Linked DNA regions of Homo sapiens: region 2 is linked to region 1. Evidence: chromatin loops called from intact Hi-C (ENCODE). Cell type or tissue: Calu3. All regions are shown on one strand. Each heading gives the region's core, and the rest is flanking DNA. Links, peaks and the distances in the headings are about the cores only.

Region 1 (15,942 bases), core at 3,220-11,219:
CTTGAGACACTTGCAGATTAAGTGGTCAGAACATTCCCTCTACTGCAATAATCCTTTTGAATAAAGTCTCTCCTAACTAAATCTGAGGTTTTTTTTTGTTTGGCAGTAAATTAATGAAGCCAAAGATCACGGGAGACCATCTGCTTGTGTTTACCCATGAGGCAGTGTGGCATAGGCGAATGGGTGCGAGTCTAGCCCTGCTATTCCTGCCTGTGTAACCCTAGAGAGCCTTTCTAATTACTCTCTGCCTCTGCTTCCTTACCTGTAAAATGGGCTAAATAATGGTACCTGTGTCAGTTAATATTTGTGAAATGCCTAATAGAGCCTATTCCAAACAATTACTACATCAGTCTTTTTAAAAAATAAAACTGTGTCTTTATTTTAATTTTCAGATGTTTCCACTCACAATATTGGTAAATGTAGAGTTTGCCTCTACTGACTGTCAGCTGAACATCTTGGTTAAGACTCAGACTGCCTGATTCTTCTCTTCCACTTACAAGCCTTGGGAAAGTCACATATAACCATGTGGAACCTCCACTTCCTCACATGGAAGGTAGGATTATCATAACACCCCCTCCTAGACTGGCATGGGCAGTCAGCAAGACAGGATTTCGCACTGGCCCAGCGTGTTGTGAATGGCTGTCATCAGTATCGTGGCTGTAACCGTGACGTCATTTCTGACTTATGATGTTAGAGATCAGGCTGTGCTAGGCCTGGTGTCTATGAAGTCCTGAGGCAGCTCAGGGGTCAGAGGGCCTTGAAAAAGTCTGTGGCTAAGGAATCACTCCTTGAGGAGAGGGGAAAATAATTGTATACTCCGGAAACCTGGCAACAAAGCCAGGGCTTTCGTGAGAAGTTGGAAGTGTTTCATAAGAGTTACCCAACAGTGGTGTTTGAAAATAAGCACACCAAGTATGGATTGCATGTTTACCAAGTTCCAGCTAGTTCACATGCATTTACTCACTGAATCCTCTCAATCACCCTGGGGGGTAAGTAATGTTACCATCACCCATTTACAGAGGAGGAAACTGAGGCACAGAAGGATTAAGTCATTCAGCTAAGACACAGCAGAGGTAGTTTGGAGCCAGGCACAGATTAGGATATAAACAACTGGGGTATAAAATATTCAAATCCTCCAAAGCACAAGGCTTAGCCCATAGTGGATGCTCAATAAAAAGCACATGTTGGATGAATAAGCATTGAAGAGGGCACTAGAATATTTGTGCCTTACAAACTGAGAGAGGGTCCTTTGTCACTAGTGCTGAGGGCACCTGACTCATAGTAAGTGCTCAACAGGGCAGAGAAAATGCTGAGGTTGGTGTTAAACTATGTCATTTGGGATCATTCTGTCTCTAGCAGCCTGGAAACCCATCAACTTGGGACAGGCAATGACTACTACAGACCCATTTGTACAAGATTGGAGTGAATTTGAAATAGCAGTTAATTCTAAAAATGTTAATAAAGACTCAGTTTATGTGCAAAAGGGAAATAATGTGAATCACCTTGAATTTGAGGGTATTAGGAATTGTGTAATGTAGTTGCAAAGTGTATTTATGCTACTGCCACATGGGGGCACCATATTAGCTGGTGAACGGAAACACCCCATCATTTGTTGGTTCAAGTCTTAAATTGGGCACGTTGTGAATAACGCGTGTTTGGGAGTTCTTCAGGCCAGGCCTCTTGAATAAAACGCATCCACCCTGTAAATACAGGACTGAGTGCTGGGATGCATGTGCCCTGGAACACAAGCACTGTCCTTTGGAAGCTACATTCAGAAAGAAGGAAGATGGGGGATAAATTTACAAACCTGTAAATGTTTTTTAGTCATTAATAAAACATCATACAAGAAATAAAAGCTCACAGTCAATACTGAGATCAATAAAAGAAGGTATTCTCCATAATCTCACCATATTGCATAACTCTCATAATGTTCATGTTCTTTTTCTTCTAGTCTTTTTTCCTACATATCGTTCTTTAACAGTTATAGCACACATACAATTTGACAGCTGATTTTTAAATTACTATTATATAGACTGGTTTTACATATTTCTACATAGTCTTCAAAGCCATAATTTTTCATTACTATAGATAAAATCGTCCCTATTAAAATACAGCCAAGAGAAATGATGATAACCTGGATTCTGGAGCTGGGAGACCTGGGTTCAAATCCCAGCTCTGTCACTTAACAGCTGTGTGACTTTGGCTGTCACTTAACCTCTCTGTGCCCCAGTTTCCCCATCTTTAAAATGGAGTGACAGTAGGACCTGGGTCATAGAGTTGTTCGAAGGATTAAATAATTTGATATATTAAAGTAATTGGAACAAGGTCTGGCACAAAGCCACTGCTCTCCAGATGTTTATTAAATAAATGGTAACTTTTTTTTTTTTTTTGACAGAGTCTCACTCTGTCACCCAGGCTTGAGTGCAGTGGCACAATCTTGGCTTACTGCATCCTCTGCCTCCTGGGTTCAAGCAATTCTTTGCCTCAGCCTCCCAAGTAGCTGGGATTACATGCACCTGCCACCATGCCCAGCTCATTTTTGTATTTTTAATAGAGACGGGGTTTCACCATCTTGGCCAGGCTGGTCTTGAACTCCTGATCTCATGATCTACCTGCCTCAGTCTTCCAAAGTGCTGGGATTACAGGTGTGAGTCGCCACGCCTGGCCCATAAATGGAAACTTTTTTTAAAAAACCGACACTACACTACTCCTTTCATTGGCTCCCTCCAGTTTCTGGAACCAAAAAGGTTTTCAGATCAGTTCTCTCAGAAGGTCCTCACTGCTTTTCTAGCCACAGCGATGAATCAGCCAAAGATCACAGCTCTGCTTTATGCGTCCTTGCCCCTAAAGCTCCTCCGAGTGCTCCCTTTGCCAATGATGTCTTCAACTACCAGCAGCTTAAGGTGGAGGTGCTTACGGGGTTGGTATCTTCAGAGGCACCAAGACCCTTTCTCATAGTGGAATCTCACTTCTTATGGTAGAACGGACAAACACAAATTGAAGATCTGCTATCTATCAGTAAAAGGATGTGATCTGAATAGGCATTTCATTTGTCCCACACAATGAATTTTGCAAAAATTTGAACAAAGACTCAGAATCGGGAGATTGTACCTGAAAACCCAGATCAATGGTTTCTCTTGATTAACCAGGAGATGAGTCGGCATTCCCACAAGGGACCCATCAGCTGAGGCTGAGGACCTCCGGGGCTCCCCCTCTGATGGGGTATGCACTTGAAGAAACAAGGTTCACTGATCAAGAGCTCTCACACACACACACATTCCCATCACCAGCTTCCCTCAGTAATGCAGCCTACCCTGACCCCATAGCCTTTTGAGTTGGAGATCCCTGACCTACAGTTTCCCACTTACAAAGGTCATCTGAATCAAAGCTGTTTAGCTGGTAGAAAGCCTGTGGGAAACTAGTGGGAAGTGGACTTTCCCCACCCTTTAGTTTAAGACTTAGGCAATCCATCAGATTGCCACCCTCATGTTGACATTGCCTGTTCCCCATAAAATAGATTAAGGTATAATAAAATGTTAGAGAAATACAACAAAACTCTAGCATACTTAGGACTGCCCTGAGGTCAAAATAAAAGCTCAACTCTTAATCCAGGAAGAGCAAATACTTGACCTCCCTCCTCCTTTGCCCTCAGCATTCTTAACGGATAACAGTTGTCGGGTGAGGAGGCCTTGGGAAATAGCTAGATTTTTCATGTCAATTTTTTTTAATGGAAACAAATGCATTTTTCTTGGAACATAACCTTTATGAAGAATTCTCCCATATTCTTGTGATTCCTGTGTTAAGATGAGCAACTGAAGTGCCCGGGAAATTAAACACTTGCCCAAAGCTACACAACGGGAATGTGGTAGAGTCAGCCGTGAAACCCAGGTTTGCTCTTTGCAAAACACATTCCTGTACTGTCCCGGTGCCACTTTTAACTTCTGACACATCTTCCTACCTGTCTTCACCTTCATTCTTTTGTTCCCTCATTCATTCAGATATCATTGTGTTAGGTCCTAAAAACACCCACCCACAGAAGACAAATACTCCCTGGCTTCATGACGCATACTGATTAGGAAAGAGGTTCTCACTCCTCAATCCCACTACAATCTAAAAAAAAGTCAATGCCCATCCCCAGAGACTCCCATTTAATTGGCCTGGATAGGGGTCGGTATCCACTGGCAACAGTTTCTGAGATCTCTTCAGGAGATTCCAAACTTCAGCCAGGATTGAGAGCCACCAATGCAGGAAAGCGATTCTCAACCACAGACAATTTTGTCCCCTGGGGAATATCTGGCAATGTCTGGAAACATTTTTGGTTGTCACAACACAGACTACTATTGAGGCCAGGGATGCTTCTCAACATCTGCCAGCCAACATCCATCCTCAAATATCAACAGTGCCAAGGCTGAGAAACCCTGGTCTAGAGAGAAGATGCACATTGGATAAATAATTACAATATTGGTGAATGTTATTAATAGGAAAGTTCTAGGAATATGTCATAGTTTACTTTTATAGAGAACTCCAGTTTCCTCCTTAAGGGAACACTCATTGGAAAATAATACAGGCAGGAAAGAGAAGAAACTAGGTGATCTCCATCAGAGTACGGACTCTCTTGGGCTGTCTGGTTCACTGTTCCAGACCCCACACCCACTGAGCGCCTGTAGTAAATATTTACCGAATGACAGAATGAACAATTGAGTAAATGAAGAAGTATCACAGTCCAGGCACAACCCATCACCTTCTCACAGTTTCATGTTCTTGCCCTGTACTCGCTCCCTGGACCCATTCATCACCCTCCCTGAGCCCCGCCATCTGTCCACAGTGCCTAAAAATCAGATTTTTTCTTTTAAATGACCTTCATTTTTTAATAGGAACATAACTTAGGAAGGGTTTCTCGATTCTATATTCACAAAGGAAACTGAACTGTACAGATGACTGTAATTCAGCATTCAACTAAGACCTGGTCACCGTGAAAATTCGCATTACCCTTAGGGCACATGTGAACCAACACAAAGCTGATGTGGGAATGGGTGGGGTAGGTGAGCCCTAATGACTTTTGCCCATGTAAGGGGACTAAGTCCAAAAAGTTTGAGAGCCTTATGTTTATATATGTTATCTCACTTTATGCTTGCAACCTAAGGTAAGATGCACATTTTTTAAAAAAACAGATTTTATTTTTTAGAGCAAATTTAGATTTACAAAAAAATCAGAAAGCTAGTACCGAGAGTTCCCAAATACTTCGCATACAGTTTCCCTATTATTAACATCTTATGGCTGGGTGCGGTAGCTCACACCTGTAATTCCAGAACTTTGGGAGGCTGAGGCAGGAGAATCGCTTGAGCCCAGGAGTTTGAGACTAGCCTGGGTAACAAAGGGAGACCCTGCCTCTACAAATAATTTAAAAATTAGCCAGGTGTGCTGGCATACGCCCCTGGCCCCAGCTACTCAGGAGGCTGAGGTGGGAGAATCACCTGAGCCCAGGAGGTTGAGGCTGCAGTGAGCATGCTCATACTGCTGCACTCCAGCCTAGGCGACAGAGCAAAACCCTATCTCAAAAAAAAAAAAAAAAAATTAACAACAACAACAATCTTACATTAGTATGATGTAGTTACATCTTCTACAATTAATGACCCAATATTGATACATTATTATTAACTAAATTCTATACTTTATTCACATTGCGTTACTTTTACCTAATGTCCTTTTTCTGCTGTAGGATCCTGTTCAGGACATTGTGTTACATTTAGTGATCCTGTCTGCTTAGACTCCTGTGGGCTATGACAGGTTCTCAGACCTGACATAGTTGACATAATTGATAGTTTGACGGAGTGCTCATCAGGGATTTTGTAGAACGCCTCTCTATTTGAATTTGTCTGATGCTTTTCTCCTGATTAGACTGGGATTATAGGTTTGGGGGAAGAAGATCACAGAGGTAAAATGCCATTTCATCACATCACATCACATTAAGGGTACATAGCACCCATGTGACTTAAGACTGCTGCTGATGTTGACCTGGAAGATGTTGACCTGGTTGAAGTGGTGTTCATCAGTTTTCTCCACTGCACAGTTGCTTTTTCCCCTTCCCAAGCTGTACGCTTTGAAAGGAAGCCGTTGTGCACAGGCCACACTTAAAAACTGGGGAGTTAGGCTGGGCGCGGTGGCTCACGCCTGTAATCCCAGCACTTTGGGAGGCCGAAGCGGGTGGATCACGAGGTCAGGAAATCGAGAGCATCCTGGCCAACATGGTGAAACCCCGTCTCTACTAAAAATACAAAAAGTAGCCGGGCATGTTGGTGCGCGCCTGTAGTCCCAGCTATTCAGGAGGCTGAGGCAGGAGAATCGCTTGAACCCAGGAGGCGGAGCTTGCAGTGAGCCGAGATTGCGCCACTGCACTCTAGCCTGGTGACGGAGGGGGACTCTCTCTCAAAAAAAAAAAAAGAAAAGAAAAGAGAAAGTGGGGAGTTATGCTCTTCCTTCTTTAGGGTGGAATAGCTCTATACATTATTTGGAATTCTGCACAGGAGATTTATCTCTTCTCCCTCGCTTATTAATTAGTTCAATCACTTATTTATATCAGTTTGGACTCATGAATATTGATTTTATACTTTGGATTATGGCTTACTACTTTGTTGTGTTGCTCTAACTCTTCTAGCTTTGGCTATTTAGAGCTTCCAATTGGCTCCCATAAAAGTGCACATTTTTTCCCATTTTACAGGTGAGGAAACCAAGCTTCAGAAAGAATATAAAAAGTTTCCAGCCTCACTCAAGTAAAAAAGCAGAGGTGCCATTTGAACCCTACGTCCATAAGATTCTAAGGCACCTGTTTTTTTGTTTGGTTGGTTGTTTTTGTTTGTTTGTATTTCCTGTCTAACACATTCTCTCTGAATATAGTCAACTTCCGTGAATCAATGACTAGTGTATATTTCACCTATCGTTGTGAATAGGCAATAGCATTTTTGAGGTTACCAATCTGCTATGTATTATACATTATAGAGAAACTTAATCAGCACCAAGGTTAAGAAACAACATCAACAGCTCACCAGAGATCTCCCTTGTATCTCCTTCCAGTTGTCCCCACCCCTCACAGGTTACCACGATCCTGACTTACAACAGCATAGATCCGTTTTACCTGATTTTTGTTTTAAATAGATGGAAATAGGTATCGGTCCTCTTTGTGGCTGGCTTCTTTTGTTCATTCTCCTATGTTTTCCTGTGGCTTGGTTAATAGAAATTTTTTGTTAATGTTCCAACCATGTATTTCACAAGAATTGCTACAAGTAAAGTAACACTTGTAAAAACACGTTAAGCAACTACATAAAAAGTAAATTTACTTAAGATTAGCATAACACAAAAAAGAGAAAACTAACCAGAGATACAACTAAATTGCCCCACTATCCCAAGGTCCCTTTTATCATTATCTAAGGTTTTATCTAAGTAGGGCAGCCTTACTAATGTCCCTTTTTTTCATGGGAAAGATGCTTCCTGGCTGACAGGATGTCATTCTTGCCAACACATGACCAAAAACTCACTCAGCCGCTTCCAAAATATAATGGTACAAGATGCAACTTGCCAAACTTGAATAAAATCCAAGATGTCTGTGATTTACAGTTTTCTATTTTCTGTTTCATTGCTAATTACCACCATTGACCTAGTTCTTTACAACAGAGATGACAAACCCTTGGTACCTGGGCCAGCTTACACTTCTCATTCCACCATGGACACTGTTCAATCAAATCACCTCTCCCTTAGAATCTACTCACTCCAGTACTCCTCACCAACCACAGAGGAAACCAATTCGCCACCCTCACTCACACCAGAGCATTGTGTTATTTTCTAGTTGGATCCACGCTTCTATTGCATGGTTTTCCGGTTGAATCCAGGCTTCTCATTTCTGCTCCATTCTTACCACATCTCTCCCCAGCTCATGAACCTGCTCTGACACCCACTTGTCTGATAGATGGTGGATACAGTACGCTGTCTGGATGTCAATAACTTCTATCATTTGCCCACTGTGGGGGAGTTTTCTACATTTCCCAACCTTAGGACATACCTTCTATTCTACTTGGGCTGATTTCTTAATCATCTCACATATGTGCTACTTACTCCATCCTGTGTGTTCCTGCCTATTCATTACCTCATTCTTTCAATAGCTCTTTGTTGAGCATGTGCCATGTACTCTTCTACATCATGGGGACACGGCAACATATAAAACCATCCAAGTCCCCATCCCATGAAGCTTAGCTTGTAGGAGGTCATGGGAGACATTCAATAAGCAAATGTATTGGCGTCAGGTGGGAATGGGTGTTTGCAACAGAATAGTGACTGGGTGCCAGGATGCCATGTTCACGGAAGAGTGCACCAGGCACAGGGCAGAGCAGGTGCAAAGGCTCTCAGACAGGAACATAATTCTCAGTCAAACAGCAGAGAGGCCATTTTAACCAGAGCAGAACAATCAAAGAGAATAAAAGGAGCTAAATTACAGCAGTAGTTCAAGGCCAGTCCATGTGGCCTTTAAGTCAGTGATTTTCAGTTCCCCCCCAGGGAACATTTGACAATGTCTGGAGACATTTTTGATTGTAAAAATGGGGATGGGCTACTGACATCTGGTGAGGCCAGAGAGCTGCTAAACATCCCAAAATGCATAGAACAGACCCCACCAAAAAGAACCATCTGGCCTCAAATGTTAAGAGAGCCGAGGTTGAGAAACTCTGCTTTCAGCCATGGGGAAGACCATGAGTTTTATTGTAAAATGTGACGAGAGATATCATCAGAAAGTTTTGAACCAAGGTGTGACTTGAGTTGACTTAGGTTTTAAAAAAAATAGAAATATTTCTACTGGACAGCACCCTTCCCTTTCTGCTAAAGACACTAGTGGGGAAAGAGGAAAAAATGACATCTCAAAGAGATGAAGTGGGAGTGGGAAGAGAAAGCAACATTTCTGGAGGTTGGGAAATCAAGTTGGTGGAAATGGCTAAGTGGTATGTTAAGAATAGGGCAGGGCTGAGCCCGGTGGCTCACGCCTGGAATCCCAGCACTTTGGGAGGCTGGGGCAGGTGGATAACTTGAGGTCAGGAGTTTGAGGCCAGCCTGAGCAACATGGTGAAACCCCATGTCTACTAAAAATGCAAAAATTAGCCAGCTCTGGTGGCACACACCTGTAGTCCCAGCTACTTGGGAGGCTGAAGCAGGAGAATTGCTTGAACCTGGGAGGTGGAAGTTGCAGTGAGCCAAGATCACACCACTACACTCCAGCCTGGGTGACACAGCGAGACTCTGTCCCAAAAAAAAAAGTTAGATTTTAAAAAGAATGGGGCAGTCTAATATTTACAATGTCTGTGATGACAGAGGAGCCCTGAATTTTCTGGAAAGCGTATTACTTTCATCTGATCTATGTGCATGGCTTTTCTTTCTTTTTTTTCTTTTTTTTTTTTTTTCGATATGTGGGTTAAGGTTAAGTGATTAAGGAGAAAGGGCTCTTACATGTTTGGACTGATAACAGAGTAAAGAATGAGAGATGAGAGTTCATCTTCACTAGAAATCACAGCCAGAGGTGACTTGGAGAAAGACAAGCTTGGGAATTTGTAGACATGCTGTTGAAGGCATGGATAGACCTGCCTTAGGTCATCATGTAAGGACTCCAGCACATAATCTCTTGACTTAATGAGCATGGTGACCTTAAGTGATATCTGAATCACTTTGATTATCAGGAACAACTGCTTATTAAATAAAACTGATAATGAACTTCTATCTATGGTTATGCATTCTATGTTAGAACTTCTTTACATAATACAAGAGGGAGATGCTCTACCAGTCCAGTACCATCCATGTCCAGTGTTGTTTGAGCTCCCCAGCAGCAACACAAGATGAAGCTTTCTTTCCATGGACAGCAGCACACAAAGTCTTCTCTGTGCACAGTCTCAGAGTTAATAGAACATCTTTAGAGGTCAGCCACAACCAATGAATTTAATCAATTCACTCAGCTTCTCTCTGCTCCCCCATGCTGGGCTAGGTGCTACAGGTACAATGGTGACCAAGATGGACACAGTTCTTGGCCTCAAGGTCTTACAGTCTAGTGGAGAACTCAGAGTCCATGGCTAGCGCTATGAACTTTCCCCAATCCTGCTAAACGTATCATTGGTTATGTTGGCATTTTTTATCTTAGTTTTCAATCTCTGCTACTTTAATAATAAATAAATAAATAATAATAAATAAATAAAAATTAAAACTCGGGAGAATGAAAAATGATGATATTTCGATCTTCTCTTTTCATTTCTGTAGACTCTGCAGGGGTGCATCAATTGTAGTTTGCTTGGGATGTGTGCCTCTTCCAAATCTTCTCTACCTGTAAGACTTTTGGTTTGGCTTTTTCCCCTGCAGTCTAGGTGACTCTGATCACCAATTCCCTGATGTACGTGGGCTCCTTCTGTTGACTTCTGCATTTGCCATGCAGCCAAAACCTGTGCTACCAGAAAAAAAAGTTCTTAGCAACTTTTAGCTAATAAGTGCTATAGTTGGAATGTGTTCCCCAAATTTCATGTGTAGTAAACTTAATCCCCAAATTCATATGTTGATGGCATTGAGAGGTGGAGCCTTTGGGAGGTAATTAGGTCTAGATAAGGTCATAATGGGGCCCCCAAGAGGGGCTGGTGGCTTTATAAGAAGAGGAAGAGAGACCTAAGCTGGCATGCTCTTGCCCTCTTGCTATATGATGCCCTCCACCATGTTATGATGCAGAAAGAAAGAGCAATGCCAGTACCATGCTCTTCAGTTTTTCAGCCTCCAGAAATGTGAGTGAATAAATTTCTGCTGTTTTAAGGCACCCAGTCTGTTATGCTTTTTTACAGCAGTTCCAGGAGACCAATAAAGTGAACTACCTGTCTCCTACTACATGTGATCTTCAGTAGACTGCCCAACACTGCCCAAGCTAAGAGAAAGGATATTTTTCCCTGGATTGTGAGTTTTGAGCATAAAAAAATAGAGAGATGGGCAAGACCTAGATTCAGGGCCCAGCTTTGTCATTTACTCTCCTAGTGGGACTAGGAAAAGCTAGTTCAAGGGAAATGCATGCCCAGGGTGTAGCCTTCTCTAGAGAGTTTCTGAGCAGGTAGAAAACCTCAAGGGTTGCTCCCTGAGGGAGACTCATGCTATGAGCAAACTAGAACTCACTGACAATTCCATTCACAGGACCCTCTCGCTAGAAACATTTGGATACATGACAGTTCGCTTGCTCTGACCAAGGAGGAACAGCTGCCCATACTCAGTTCCCTGGGTCTAAGAGACACTCAGACAACATCTTTGTTAAATTCATTATTTGCAAAGGCCTGGGCAGAAGACCAAAACAGAAAAAGAGGTAAGAGGATCCAGGCGTAGCTTCTCAATTTTTGGCAAACGAGAATGCCCACCTGAACAACAGAGAGGGGCACAGCCTCCCCATTCCCACAGCCCACCAAGGAAGGACCTGGGATTGCTCATTTTTCCAGGGACCAACCCGTATAAGAATAGTCTCAGCAAACTACCTACAAGACCTCAAATCTCGGATACGACTTGATTCCTGGTCATACACCGCACAGACATTATTTCCTGAGCACCTATGATGTGGTTGGCTCTGTATAAGGCACTGACGGCACAGTGTGATCCTATCCTTGGTGATGGTGAGCCCTTGATAGAGACCTGCACCAGGTGCCAAGGGCACATGAAGAAGCATCCAAAGCCCGTGGGGTCTGGGAGAGAGCAGGGAAGATTACACAGTTAAGCAAACTCTCAAAAGTAGTATCCCCATTTTACAGATTAGTAATCTGAGGCTCTGAGATGTTAATTATCTGACCCAGGTCACACAGCAAGAAGCTGGCAGAGCTGAGAAGCTGCAACTAACGATTCCGAAGTCCATGCTCTTTTTTTCTTTTTTTATTTTACTTTAAATTCCGGGATACATGTGCAGAACTTACAGGTTTGTTACATAGCTGTATGTGTGGCATGGTGGTTTGCTTCACCTATCAACTCGTCACCCTAGTGTTAAGCCCTGCATGCATTAGCTATTTGTCCTGATACTTCCCCTCCCCTCACCCTCACCCCCACCCCAATAGGCCCCGATGTGTGCTGTTACTCTCTCTGTGTCCCTATGTTCTCATAGTTCAGTTCCCACTTATGAGTGAGAACATGCGGTACTTGGTTTTCTGTTCCTGTGTTAGTTTGCTGAGGATGATGGCTTCCAGCTTCATCCATGTCTCTGCAAGGGGCATTATCTCATTCCTTTTTAGTCCATGGTCTTTTTGCACTGCTAGATAATCTCTCTAACCCTGGCGGGAAGGCACTTGCCTGCCTAGCAGTCTTTGTTTGCTCATGCATTCATTCATGCGTGCATGCATTTCTTCAACAGAAGTTTATTAAGCATCTACTGCATACCAGGAGCCGTACGCAATGCTATCATTACAGAATTGAATGAAATAGTCAAGATAGTCTAGTGGGACTATGACACAGATATTTACTAGATAAATATTCAATTTCAAGGTGAGAAAAGTTCTATGAAAGTAACAAATAGGATATGAAGATTGAGAAATACACCTGGAGACTTAAAGCCTGGAGAACAGAGAATACCTGTTCAAGAAGTTAATATTTAAGCTAGTAGTTATCAGTTGGCAGGGATTTTGTCCTCATGAGGCATTTGGCATTGTCTAGAGACATTTTTTCTTATCACAACTGGGGAGCAGATTATTGTGTCATCCAGTGAGTAGAGACTAAACATCCTATAATGTACAGAAAAGTTCCAACGACAAAGAAATTTTCCAGCCCCAAATGTCAATAGTGCCAAGATTTAAAAACAAAAACAAAAACAAAACAAAAGCATGACTACAAGCAGTTAATTGTCATGTCTTAGACTAAGACATGAAGGTGAAGAAGAAGCCAGCCTGTAAAGGGTGGAGGAAAAAGCATTCCCGGTGAAAAGAACAGTAAATGGAAAGACTTTAGAGCTTGGTGCTTCAAGCTAACTAGCAGGGGAGAGAGGTGTGGGATCTGGGGGCTCGGATTCCACAGGGCCTTCTGGTCTTGGGCAAAAGTTTGGGTTTGAATTCTCTACAGCAGAAAGCCTTTGATGGGTCTTAAGCCAGAAAAAGACACTCAACCTACTCTGCAGAGAACAACTTAAAGAGACAAAAGTGGAATCCCAGAGGCCAGGGAGTAGCCCTAGAACAAATGACGGTAGCTTTGACTACATCAGAAGCAGGGGAGGTGACGAGCCGTGGACATATCTAGGTGCAGTTGGAAAGTAATAGCCTCAGCACCGAGAACGAATTGTATATGGGCGGGCAGGGGAGAAGATGGGCAGAGAAATGAGAATGAAGGGGAGTTCTTGGGATTCTGGTCACTACAGAATGCTGGGTAGTGCAGCTCACCAAGATGGGGAACCCTGAGCAAGGGCCAGGTAGGGAAGGGTCCCAAATCAAGAACTCAGTTTCAAGCATATAAAGCGCAAGACATCCAGTGGAACTGAGTACATAAGGTGTTGGAGAGAGAAATTGTTTATACAAGATTTTGAGCTGTGGTTCATTTGTAAAGTAGGGCTGGCTATCCATTAGCTTCACCTGGGACGGAGGCGCTCTAAAGAAACACCAATGCCCAGGCACATGCCTTAGATCAGGTAAACTTGAGCTCTGGGAGTGGGTGCCCAAGCATCATTATTTTTTAAAAGCCCCAAGGTGATTCTGACACACAGTGACAGTTGATATCCACCGGATTCAAGAAGCTGTCCCGAGGTGGAGACCTTCTCTGTATGCATGCAGCCCCACTATGGGGCTGAGAAGCCTCACCTTTGTGCCTTACCAAAGGAACTGTCTCTAGTTTGTGTCTATTTAAAAATTCCATCTCTGCTGCTTCAGTGGTTGGCTGAAGTCTATCTGTAAAAACAATGAACTGCTTGTAGTCTTGGGTGTTCTTGTATTACCTGCAGTTCCAGACCTTTTGTTCCAAGACTCTCTTGTTTATGGGAATGTCAGTCTCCTGATAAAGCCCCAGGGCTGTTTCCTCTCTTTCATTCTTTGGGAGCCAGAATGTTTGCAATCTCTCTTGTGAACTTTCTTTCCGAAATGCTCACAGCATCTTCTGACACCTTGTACTCAAAGCAGGAGATATATTCAGACCTGGCCTATTCTTCAAGGTGCAGTTAAATCTCCATTCCCTTTATTATTATGGGGCACCCATCATGTGACTTGCTTTGTACCTGGCACTTGGGGAAACCATGATGCACATGAATGACATGACCCGTCATCTAGGAGAAAGTATCTCAACTTCAGAGCTATTGACATTTGAGGTCAGGTAAATTTTTTGTGGTAGGGGCTGTCCTTTGCATTATAGAATGTTCAGTGGCATCCTGGCCTCAACACTCAATACCTGTAGCATGTTGTCACTCCCCGCTACCCTATAGGTTTTGACAACCAAAAATATCTCCAGAATTGCCAAATATTCCCCTAGGTAACCAAATTGCTCCCAGTAAAGAACAATTGCTTGAGAGGGAAGAGTATATTAAATAAATAGTCACAGAGAATGCTGATAAAGAATATGAAAGGGTCATAAACAGGAGAGATGTAATTGAACAGAAACATATAAGCTCAACATGGGACTACCTGTTCCAGCCCAGAAAGTAGCCAGGATTATTTTCATCATAATGCGTTCTCTGGTTACTTTATTGTCCTTTGTCTTCTTTGATTTCCTACAGCAGCATTCACTGTTTGTGTACTATGCAGCCAGGCTCAACACTAAGCATTTGGCATGCTCATTTCATTTTATTCTCATAACTATTCTACTGACTACAAGCAGTACATTGTCACATCTTATACAACTACCCTATAACCAACACTGGCACCACAAACAATTGAAGATTTCCTATATAAGTAAATTGCCTTTCTAACCAATAACATGTCATATTAGCCTTGCAAACTAGAACAAAAGCTGCGATGTCTATAGTGTCCACTTTTTCTTTATCTCTTAAGCAACAGCCTCCTAGTTCATCAGTTATCACAATCCTTTTTGTACTATTAATGTCTCTTCTTCAAGTCCTTCCTTCTGGGTCTCCAAATCACTCCCCAAATTTCTCTCTTCCACCAAACTTTTTCTTTTGATCTTCATGTTCCCTGGAGCTAATTCCCCATCTTCTCCTTCCCTTTTCCACCAAAATTCTCAAATTTTCAGAGTTGCTCACTAACATCATCTCCTTGCTGCCTTTGCACTGGGACTCCTTCCTGTGCCCTTTCCTGAAAGAATTCTCTCTAATCGGTATCCCCAAGGCAGTGAAAGCAGAGCTATCAGCTCATCTCATTTTCTCTCTCCTCCATACTGGATGTTGTTTGTAACTATTTTCCTTGGAACCCTACACCACCCAGGTCTCCCTTCCACCTCCTATCCTATAGGTATGAGTGGACCCCACCGCCCAGTGCCCTGTCCTAATCTCTGTCTACACTCGTCTCTCAGATATCTTTTTAGGTTTCAGAGCTTCATTTGTCCTACCTATGTGGAAGATTAATCTAATTTTATCTTCCATCTTGGGCTGTTTCTTGTATTTTAGCCTCATTTCTCCAATTTAATTTGGACACCACCACCTGAATACAACCTTGGCATGTCAAATTCAACATGTCTCAAACAAAAGATATAATATTTTTCGCAAAGTCAGCTCCTCTTCCTCAGTCTCGCAAGACCTATGGTTTCTCTTCATTGTAAAAATCACCCTCAGACCCTCAGAATCATTCTCTACATTCCTTTGTCTATGCATTCATTCCTTGAGCCTGTTGTGGACACCATGTTTTTCACTGGGGCCATAGTGCCTCCCTGCATGGAGCTCATGGTCCATCTGGAAATCCAGGCAGTCAAAAGAAGAATCAGAAAGGGCATATGATGAGAGCCATGATAGGGAGAGTCCAATGTGCAGTGGGTCTCTCCTTTTCTTCTCTG
Region 2 (10,332 bases), core at 2,333-10,332, 52 kb after region 1:
TGGAAAGGCGGGACAACTCGAAACGGGGAGGGGGCTTCCAGGTCATAGGTAGGTAAGAGACAAATGGTTGCATTATTTTGAGTTTGATTAGCCTCTCCAAAGGAAGCAATCAGATATGCCTTTATTTTAGTGAGCAGAGATACATGAATAGAATGGGAGGCAGGTTTGCCCTAAGCAGTTCTCAGCTTGACTTTTCCCTTTAGCTTAGTGATCTTGGGACCCCAAGATTTATTTTCCTTTCACAGTGATAAGATAATGACCTAAGCGAATCTGTATTGTCCCAGCCTTATTGTGCGGCATTACATGTAGTGGTTAAGAGTCATACAGACCCGGCTTCAAGTCCTGAACCCTGCCCAACCCCTTATGACCTGCATAATTTGTGGGCAAGGTTCCTAACCTCTGATCTATTTTCCTCATTTCTGAAAGCTGATGATAATACTAGTAACAACTTCGGAAGATTGTCCTGAGGCTTAAATGCTAAACCTTTAAACTACCTGTATTAATCCATTCTCATGCTGCTAATAAAAACATACCCAAGACTGGGTAATTTATAAAGTTAAGAGGTTTGATGGACTCACAGTTCCACATGGCTGGGGAAGCCTCATAATCATGCCAGAAGGCAAAAGAGGAGCAAAGTCACATCTTACGTCTTATATGGTGGCAGGCAAGAGAGCTTGTGTAGGGGAACTCCCCTTTATAAAACCATCAGATCTTTTGAGACTTATTCACTATCAAGAGAACGGCATGGGAAAAACCCACCCCTGTGATTCAGTTACCTCCCACTGGGTCCCTCCCAGGACACGTGGTAATTATGGGATCTACAATTCAAGGTGAGATTTGGGTGGAGACACAGCCAAACCATATCATTCCGCCCCTGGCCCCTCCCAAATCTCATGCCCTCACATTTCAAAACCAATCATGCCTTCCCAACAGTCCCACAAAGTCTTAACTCATTTTAGCATTAACTCAAAAGTCCACACTCCAAAGTCTCATCTGAGGCAAGGCAAGCCCCTTCCACCTATAAGCCTGTAAAATCAAAAGCAAGTTAGTTACTTCCTAGATACAATGGGGGTACAGGTATTGGGTAAGTATACTCATTCCAAAAAGGAGAAATTGGCCACAACGAAGGGGCTACAGGCCCCATGCAAGTCTAAAATCCAGCGGGGCAGTCACATCTTGAAACTCCAAAATGACCTCCTTTGACTCCGTGTCCCATATCCAGGTCATACTGATGCAAGAGGTGGTTTCCCATAGTCTTGGGCAGCTCCACCCTTGTGGTTTTGCAGGGTACAGCCCCACTTTTGGCTGCTTCCAGGGCTGGCGTTTAGTGTCTGCTGCTTTTCTAGGTGTACGGTGCAAGCTGTTGGTGGATCTACCATTCTGGGGTCTGGAGGATGGTAGCTCTCTTCTCACAGCTCCACTAGGCAGTGTCCCAGTGGGGACGCTGTGGGGTGGTTCCAACCCCACATTTCCCTTCCATGCTGCTCTAGCAGTGGTTCTCCATGAGGGCCCCACCCCTGCAGCCAACTTCTGCCTGGACATCCAGGAGTTTCCATACATCCTCTGAAACCTAGGGAGAGGTTTCCAAACCTCAGTTCTTGACTTCTGTGTACCCACAGGCTTAACACCGCATGGAAGTTTCCAAGGCTTGGGGCTTGCACCCTCTGAAGCCCCAGTTTGAGCTGTACCTTGGCCCGTTTTAGCCACAGCTGGAGCAGCTGGGACGCAGAGCACCAAGTCCCTAGGCTGCATAGAGCAGGGGGACCCTGGACCCAGCCCAGGAAACCATTTTTGCCTCCTAGACTTCTGGGCCTTTGGTAGGAGGGGCTGCCAAGAAGGTCTCTGACATGCCCTGGAGACATTTTCCCCATTGTCTTGATGATTAGCATTTGGCTCCTTGTTACTTATGCAAATTTCTGCAGCCAGCTTGAATTTCTCCCCAGAAAATGGGTTTTTCTTTTCTTTTGTATCATTAGGCTGCAAATTTTTCAAACCTACACTCTGCTTCCTCTTGAATGCTTTGCAGCTTAGAAATTTCTTACCCCAGATACCCTAAATCATCTCTCTGAAGCTCTGACTTACACAGATCTCTAGGGCAAGGACAAAATGCCATCAGTCTCTTTGCTAAAACATAACGAGTCACTTTTGCTCCAGTTCCCAACAAGTTCCTCATCTCTGAGACCACCTCAGCCTGGACTTTATTGTCTATATCACTGTCAGCATTTTGGTGAAAGCCATTCAACAAGTCTCTAGGAAGTTCCAAACTTTCCCACATCTTCCTGTCTTCTTCTGAGCCCTCCAAACTGTTGCAGGCTTTGCCTGTAAACCAGTTCCAAAGTCACTTCCACATTTTCAGATATCTTTACAGTAGCACCCCACTACCCAGTGCCAATTTACTGTATTAGTCCATTCTCATACTGCTAATAAAGACATTCCCAAGACTGGGTAATTTATAATGGAAAGTAGTTTAATGGACTCACAGTTCCACGTGGCTGGGGAGGCCTCATAATCATGGCAGAAGGCAAAGGAAGAGCAAAGTCACGTCTTACATGGTGGCTGGCAAGAGAGTTTGTGTAGGGGAATTTTCTTTTATAAAATCATCAGATGTTGTGGGACTTACTATCATGAGAATAGCACAGGAAAGACCCGCCCCCATGATTCAATTACCTCCTACCGGGTCCCTCCAGGACACGTGGGATTTACGGGAGCTACAATTCAACAAGAGGCTTGGGTGGAGACACGGCCAAACCATATCACTGCCTAACCCATAATAAATAATAAGTGTAGCCATGGTTGTTGCTGTTTTTATTTTAGGGCGGAGGAAACAGAGGTTCAGTGAATTGCCTAGGGTAACACAGGGAATTGGTGGAAGAGCCAAGTCTAATGCCCAGATTTCCAAACTGGGAGTCTTAACCCTTCATCAGTGCTACCTGTGCCACATGGGAGAAGATGGGCCACCTCCAATTCATTTTCTCTGGGAACTGCAGGAACCACAATGAGGTTGCAGAATGTGTTAACAGTGAAAGCCCTCACAGGACTCAGGTCAGTACCAAGCACTTCAGGTAGGGGCTCTGCACAGCCTCGAGTGCTGCTGCGTTAAGATGAACTGTAGAGTCAGATGCACCTGGGTTATTGGTACAGATCCCTGCTCTACCATTTGCTAGCTGTAGGACTTGGAGTTAGGCACTTTGTGTCTCTGAGCTTCAGTTTTCTCACCTGTAAAATGGAATTAACAAATTAGTACTCATCTGAGAGGGTTGTGAAATAATTCACAGACAGAGTGTTGCACAATGCCTGGCAGAGAGTAAGTGCTTAATAAGTGGCAGTTGATATTACTTCAATTACTAGATATTAATTCAATTACTTGGTATTACTTCAATTTATAGACGTGGCAAACTGCTGACCTAGTGAAGAAGAAAGTACAAGTGTAGTACTCCTTGCAGATAGGACAGAAAGAGGCATTTGAAGAGCTTGCAAAATGTTCACCCCATTTATATTTACTGGGTCTACAATCTGCTAGATATTCCTTGTCCCTATAGATATTGCCAGTCTGTACTCACATGGCATTTATACTGTAGCTTGGGAAACAGATGGGAAATACCAGTTACAAAATTATTTCATTTCTTTGTCATCAGCATTGTGAGGAATTGCAAGGCACTTGTGCCACAAGTATCTAGGCAGAAGTTTAGGTAGCCGAACAAGATTTGAAACACCTCAGGTGATGACCCTGAATTATAGACAGCTGTCCTGCTACCTAGTTATATTCAAAACCCTGCATAAATACCCATATCTATTACGAGTATACTGGTTTTCACTTAACTCTATGCCCTTAGGTAATTTTCTTCCAAGGTGTGTTTGGCCTTTTGGTTTTTTGTTTTTTGTTTTTTTTGAGATGGAATCTCCCTCTGTCGCCTAGACTGGAGTATAGTGGTGCAGTCTGCACTCACTGCAACCTCCATCTCCCAGGTTCAAGCAATTCTCCTGCCTCAACCTTCTGAGTAGCTGAGATTACAGGTGTGCATCACCACGCCTGGCGAATTTTTTCTGTTTTTAGTAGAGACAGGGTTTCACCATGTTGGCCCAGCTGGTCTCAAACTCCTGACCTCAAGTGATCCACCCACCTCAGCCTTCCAAAGTGCTGGAATTACAGGCGTGAGCCACTGCACCCAGCCCCTTTTGAATTTTATATGTCACATCTCTTTTATCTGTATCAGAATTCTTCTCCTTATCCCTCTAACTGCATATTTATTTTTATTGTTTTGACTTCCTTGTATTAAACACAAGTAGATAATTTTCAGATCATGCATGGAATTTGAACAGCACCATTTCGTAAGCCCTCTAGCATGAATATATTTGCCAGATCTCAATATAATAAGAATACAGTTACCTTTTACCTCTGGTCAGCACTTGTACAGTGATTTAAAACACGTAATCATGGGGTTATAGTACTTGGAGATATTTTTTCTCTCTCTTAAAGTAAATACAGTTTTTTTATTTTTATGGTAACAGTCTTAAATTCCCGCTGTTCCATACTTTCTATTGGTGAAATGCTAATGACACCCATATTTCTATATTGCATTATGATACCAGAGGGCAAGTAGCACAGTCATCTTGAACTCATAGGGATGAAGGAACGGTGTGCGTAATCAAAGGTTCTTATTTCTGATCTTTAGCATTTAATTAGGTCTTTTAAAATGTAAAGTACTCCCAGTCATCTTTTATTAGTTTTTTCTCATAACTTCCCTTGAGATGTCAACTTTATTACCCTCGCTTTACCTTAGTATTCTCAAGAGGTCAGGTGGATTTTTAAATTTAATTTTTTTTTACTGTTTGTAATTAAGGTTTTTTTTGTTGTTTCTTGATCATGTGCTTAACTTTAACCTGTATCCACTAAAATGACTGCTCAGGTCGGATGTAGCCCTCCCCACCAGGGGAGAGCAATTACTGAACAAAGCCACATTTTGGAAGGACCTTCAAGCACTTGCCATTATAAAGGCAGGTCTGAGTGCCCAGCCCTAGAAGGAATCAGATAGAAACTAATTAATAAAACAGAAGCCACAGAGTAGATGAAAATCAGGCAGCTGGTTGAAGAACAACTGTATATTCTCTTTTCTCCCTTCTGGCTTAGGATTCATGTGAATTTTGGGTGGGGGCAGGTCTGCAAAATGCGTTTGCTGAGATTTTTCTGTGCTTATCAATGTTGGGGATCAGGAAGGGAGGAGGCGGCTCCCAGCAGTGCAGCAGATGGCTACCATCCTGTGAAGGCTTTACTGGCCTGGTGGATAAGCTTTTTCCTTGCTGTTTATCTTGTTAAGTTATTAATTTTTCTTATCTTTCTCTTCTGACCCCCCCGATCAGGTCAGTTATACAAGTTTTTGCCTCAGATCATTCTGAAACTAGTTGGAAGGTAATGGAGTAGCATCACTAGGCCTGGCAGGTTTCTGAAGCATTAATAATCCGAAGTTGTATGTTCCTTACTTGATTAATGTGCACATGAACCATGATTGACCTATGGTCTTGTGACTGGACTGGAATGTGTAATTTTAAAACCAAAGACTAATTAAAGATAGGTATTTCCGTTGGAATGTTTTAATTGGGCTTTTGAAGGCCTTGTCCATTTTCAGAATTCCTTATGGTGGAATTCTTACAGAGATATTAAGAAGATCTTAAATTGTTATCTGACATCCTGTTTGTCAAAACTTTCAACCAGACAAGAACATTTCCAAAACTTACTGTTTCAATTAATGACATCATCTTCCTCAAAACATCACCTGGGTGCAGCACGCTGCCACCTCCTGCAGTTGTTCACCAGCCCTCACCCTGATTTCACCTGAGCACACTGGCCTTTTGTCCTCACTGGTAACCCGCTAGTCTAGAGCCACATCTCCCTTACCTGGACCCTGGCCCATTTCCTCCTCCAGGGGAAGCCTTCTCTTTCACAAGTACCAAGGTGGCCCCAACGGTTCATTGCTGTAAACCTACAAAGGCTTGTGTTGTCTGCAGAGTGGAATTCAATTAGCCAGGCATCATGGCACACGCCTGTAGTCCCAGCTACTCAGGATGCTGAGGTAGGAGGATCGCTTGAGGCCAGGAAATCAAGGTTGCAGTGAGCCGTGGTCACACCTCTGCACTATAGCCTGGGCAACAGAGTGAGACCTTGTCTCAAAGAGAAAAAAAGAATGGGATTCAAACTTTATGGAAGGGGACAGAAGCCTGTCTCCAGGCTCACCCCAGGCTGTCTTTTCACCCTCAAGCATCAGCTCCATGCTTCAGTTTGCACACCAGCCATGGCGGACTCACCATGTTAGCTGCCCAGCACAGCCTTCCCTGCATGTGATCCATTTATTCGTGGTGCACCCCCACCTGTGATAACCCTCCTTTCAGCCTACCTAGATCCTCCCATGGGCCCTGTAGTGCTAAAGCTCACTCTCCCATGATCTCTTCCTGATGTGCCCTGTCAGAATCAGTCTCCCCACCCCTCACCTTGGTTTCCCACCACACTTTGTTTATACCAACATTATAACAGTAGCGTTATTTTCATCTTTTTTGCCTTTTCCTTTTGGTATCTGTAGAAGCCTCTTTCTTATTTGTAAGCTCTGGAAAGCAGGACCTCTGTCTCGTTTGGGTTTGTATCTTTCATTTCATAACCCGGCACTTTTTAGGAGACATGTTATTGTTAAAATGGCAGTATTAATGTCTTGCAGAACAGCAGCTCTTAGACACTGCAGAGCCCTGGGTAATTTGTGCCCATCACAATTTTACTGAATTGGATATATTTTAGGGTGTTCAGAATAATCCATAGATTCAACAAATATTTATTGAGCATCTACTATGTTCTGGATTCTAGTAGGGACACCCCAGAAGGCAGAAGACCTCAGTTCTCATAGAACTTAACATTCTGTGGGAAGGAGATCAATAATAAAAAGTAAATAGTTTTAGATAGATAGCAAAATGTTCCATAGAGAAAACAAAGCAACATTTAGGGTACAGGCATCTGTGTTAGCTAGGGTGATCAGAGAAGTCTCTCTGAAGACTTGTCAGCAGACCTAAATATTGAGAAAGAAGCTTCCAGAAAAGGACCTAGTATACGATGTGTCACACTGAAGTGAGAACAGGAGGCACTAATGGGCTCAGCATCTTCAAGATAAGGAAAGTCTGTACGGTTGGAGCACGGAGTGCCAGTAGCAGAAGAGTGGGAAATTGTGACCAGGTCATGGAGGTGAACGTGGGAAGTCTGTATTGATATATCAGTAACTGATGTCTACTGTGTTGGGAAATAGCATTCATCATGAAGGGTTGTGAGTACACTAAAGAACAGAATTGACTGCATTTGGTTTTATGGCTACTCTAAATCCAAATGGGAGTGTTCTGCACTCAGAAAACAATAGAATCACAAGGTCACTGTTAGGTGCATTGAGGGAGTGCTGGCACATTCATTCTTCATGAATTTTCTTGAAAGCACAACCGTGGCAGTTGCTTAATGGAACCTTGGGAACTCATCAGCCATCCTCTGCCCCATTTTGCTCAGTTTCCCTAGTATTTCTCACTCTTCTCCATACCCTCAAACCACTGAGACAGTCACTTGCTGAACCTTGTCTTCACTTGTCACACTGACTGACTCTGCATAAGTGATCTGATTCGCTTCATTGGCAGTCTTAATACACTCACACAGGTATTCAGAAGAACTTACAAAACTCTTTGTAACCCTGTGCTTTTGAGAGATGTAGTCATGTCATGTGGAAATGTAATAAAATAGTTGGATCTCTAAACTCTGGAGTGTGAAAAAAGGGCAGCTCAAGGAATGACATCTGTGGAGTGCCCATACGGTGTCAGGTGTTTTGTTGGACATTTTTTGCACATTATCCCATGCAGTCTTCAGGCAGGCTTATTATCAGCTCCACTTTTAGATGAAGCAGCAGGTTCAGAGTGTTTAACACATGTGGTAAACACACAGTCCAAAATCACACAACTGGTAAGTGGACCCCAAAGTCCATTCTCTTTTCATTTAAGACTGTGTTTTAGTGGTTAAGAGTGCGGGCTCCTGGGGCCAAACTGCCATCGGGTGTGAATCCAGGTAAGCTTGGGCAAGTTTATTTACTGTCTCTGTGGTAATTCTCAGCTGAAAAACAGGATCTAATAGTACTTTCCTAGTAAGATTATTAAAAGGATTAAATGGCTAACATACACATAAAGCACTTAGCATGCTGCCTGGCCCTAGTAGTAAGCACTAGGTATGTGTTTGTTGTTATTATTTCCACTGTACCATGCTGCCTTTTTAGAAACTTTAGCATTCCTGTAACATAGCACAACACACAACCAGACAGAAGAGAAAAGTGAAATCTAGAGAAATGTCTTGGCCAAGATCACATAACCATTTAAGGGCGGAGGCGAGACGTCTTCACTGTGTATTCCTGTCCCCCATATTTTTTCTTTCTTTGTGCATGTACACTGACTTCACACTCATAGCCTCTCTGCCATACAAGCTCTTCATCCTGCATAGCCCTAACCTCTGCTGCTCCCGCTTCCCTCCTGTCTCCACACTCTTCCATGTTGAAGTCTACTTTTGTGGTGCAGTGGCTGCAGTCGTGGGTGCCTGGCTGGGAAAGAGAAATGGTAGGGCTCTTGATTGCTTGCAGTCTTCATGCCTAACCACACCTCTGAGTGTCTCTGTTGACTTGAGCACAGGTATATGTGTGTGTGTGTGTGTGTGTGTGTGTGTGTATACGCACCCAGTGCCTTTGAGGACCTGTGTGCTTCCTGTGGTTTTTTTTTTTTTTTTTTGAGATGGAGTCTTGCTCTGTCGCCCAGGCTAGAGTGCAGTGGCGCGATCTTCGCTCATTGCCAGCTACGCCTCCTGGGTTCACGCCATTCTCCTGCCTCAGCCTCCCGAGTAGCTGGGACTACAGGTGCCCGCCACCACGCCCGGCTAATTTTTTGTATTTTTAGTAGAGACGGGGTTTCACCGTGTTAGTCAGGATGGTCTCGATCTCCTGACCTCATGATCCGCCTGCCTCGGCCTCCCAAAGTGCTGGGATTACAAGTGTGAGCCACCGTGCCTGGCCTCTCTCCCTCCCACATGGAAGGAGTTGGGTGTCTTCATTTTTGCTTATTTAGTTTTGTTTTTGGGAGAAGGGGGCCTTGGAGCCTTGAAAGAAATGCGGGGAGGGCCACAGAAGAAGAGGGAGAGAGAAGTGGGATCCCCAAAGGCACTGAGCACTTGTACTTTAAGTACTTGCAAGATTTGCGGTGGGGGAGGTGGGGCATGGTTTGCTACATAAAGGAGTTTTTCCCCATATACATATTTTTTAAGTATAGGGTTAATAAAGCAGTATTAAACCATGCTGCAGTGCGAAATTTTAAAGAAAAGATGTTGGGAGCTTCCTTTAGAGTGCTCTCTAATTTTCTGATGCATGGGGGGGAAATGCCTCTTCCTACCAAATTTGAATCAATTATTTTCAAAAAGGCTCTAATCATTTTCAAGAATTTACAATAATGCCTTATGTTCGAAACGTTTTTTGTGGCTCTCAAAGCACTGCCAAGTACATTCTCTTATTTAACCTCCACATTAACCTTTTCAGGTGGGCAGAGCAGGTATTACTGTCCCCATGTTACATCGGGTGAAATTTGAAGCCCAGGAACTGAAGGGAAAGTAGCTAAATGACACAGCTGTGACCAGACCCAGACCTCACCTTTTCATTCTACTACAGCGTATTGACTTTTTGTTTTTGTTAGGTCAAAATTAGGGAGAATGACGTTTGCATTTGGATCAGTAACAGTGATGCATACTTCTTTCTTCAGGTCCAGTTATCTTTTGACTGCCACATATGGACCCCAAAAGATCTCAAAAGGAAAGTGTCCTCATTACAGGAGGAAGTGGCTATTTTGGTTTTCGGTAAGTGTATCTATAAAATATACACATGGAATTATTTTACTGGTAGTTGCCAGAAGCATTCAACTCTGACAGCAGAGCAGACTTTTACTTGTTTGTGTAATGTCAAACCAGAAATGATCTGTGTTGCCCACTGCTCAGACATTGCAGCTGAGAACTACAGGTATATTTCACTTAAAGAAAAATTATTTATAAAGCCATTAAATTGGGAGGGGTGACTATTCACATCACCAAAAACAATTTTAAATCATAGCTGTTCTTTCACAGTTATCTTATTATTCACAAATATTCCAAAGAATAGATAGTGGGCCCTAGAACCAAGGGGGAAAAATGCCACCATTCTTTGAAGATAAGGCCTCTCTCTTTGTAATTTAAGTAGATGAGAGGATTCTCACTTTTGAAAATTTGAAGAAGCGAGGCTTGCACCAAGGAACATGCATAGT

What was found. Peaks named below come from ENCODE experiments on the same cell type or tissue, not always from the same donor. Only the 100,000 strongest peaks of a DNase experiment are listed, where the experiment ranks them.
Region 2: a loop joins it to region 1, with 5 times the contacts of the local background. A loop is called at or near these places in 3 of 110 quality-filtered maps.

What each region holds. Positions count from the first base shown.
Region 1 is chr16:82,047,704-82,063,645 of GRCh38, reverse strand. All of the region lies in intron 1 of HSD17B2 (hydroxysteroid 17-beta dehydrogenase 2), which reads right to left. HSD17B2-AS1 (HSD17B2 antisense RNA 1) reads left to right here. Exons shown (of 2, transcript XR_933797.3): 1 at 1-553. Among named protein-coding and RNA genes, the nearest start is that of HSD17B2-AS1, 11 kb to the left of the region's middle. In Calu3, for the core only: no CTCF peak of the experiment used is centred there; no DNase peak of the experiment used is centred there.
Region 2 is chr16:82,000,351-82,010,682 of GRCh38, reverse strand. It overlaps SDR42E1 (short chain dehydrogenase/reductase family 42E, member 1), which reads left to right. Exons shown (of 3, transcript NM_145168.3): 2 at 9,799-9,892. The coding sequence starts at 9,825. It overlaps LOC112268169 (a long non-coding RNA gene), which reads right to left and starts at 6,227. Exons shown (of 2, transcript XR_002957879.2): 1 at 5,894-6,227; 2 at 2,789-3,216. In Calu3, for the core only: no CTCF peak of the experiment used is centred there; DNase peaks (open chromatin) are centred at 5,350 and 5,882.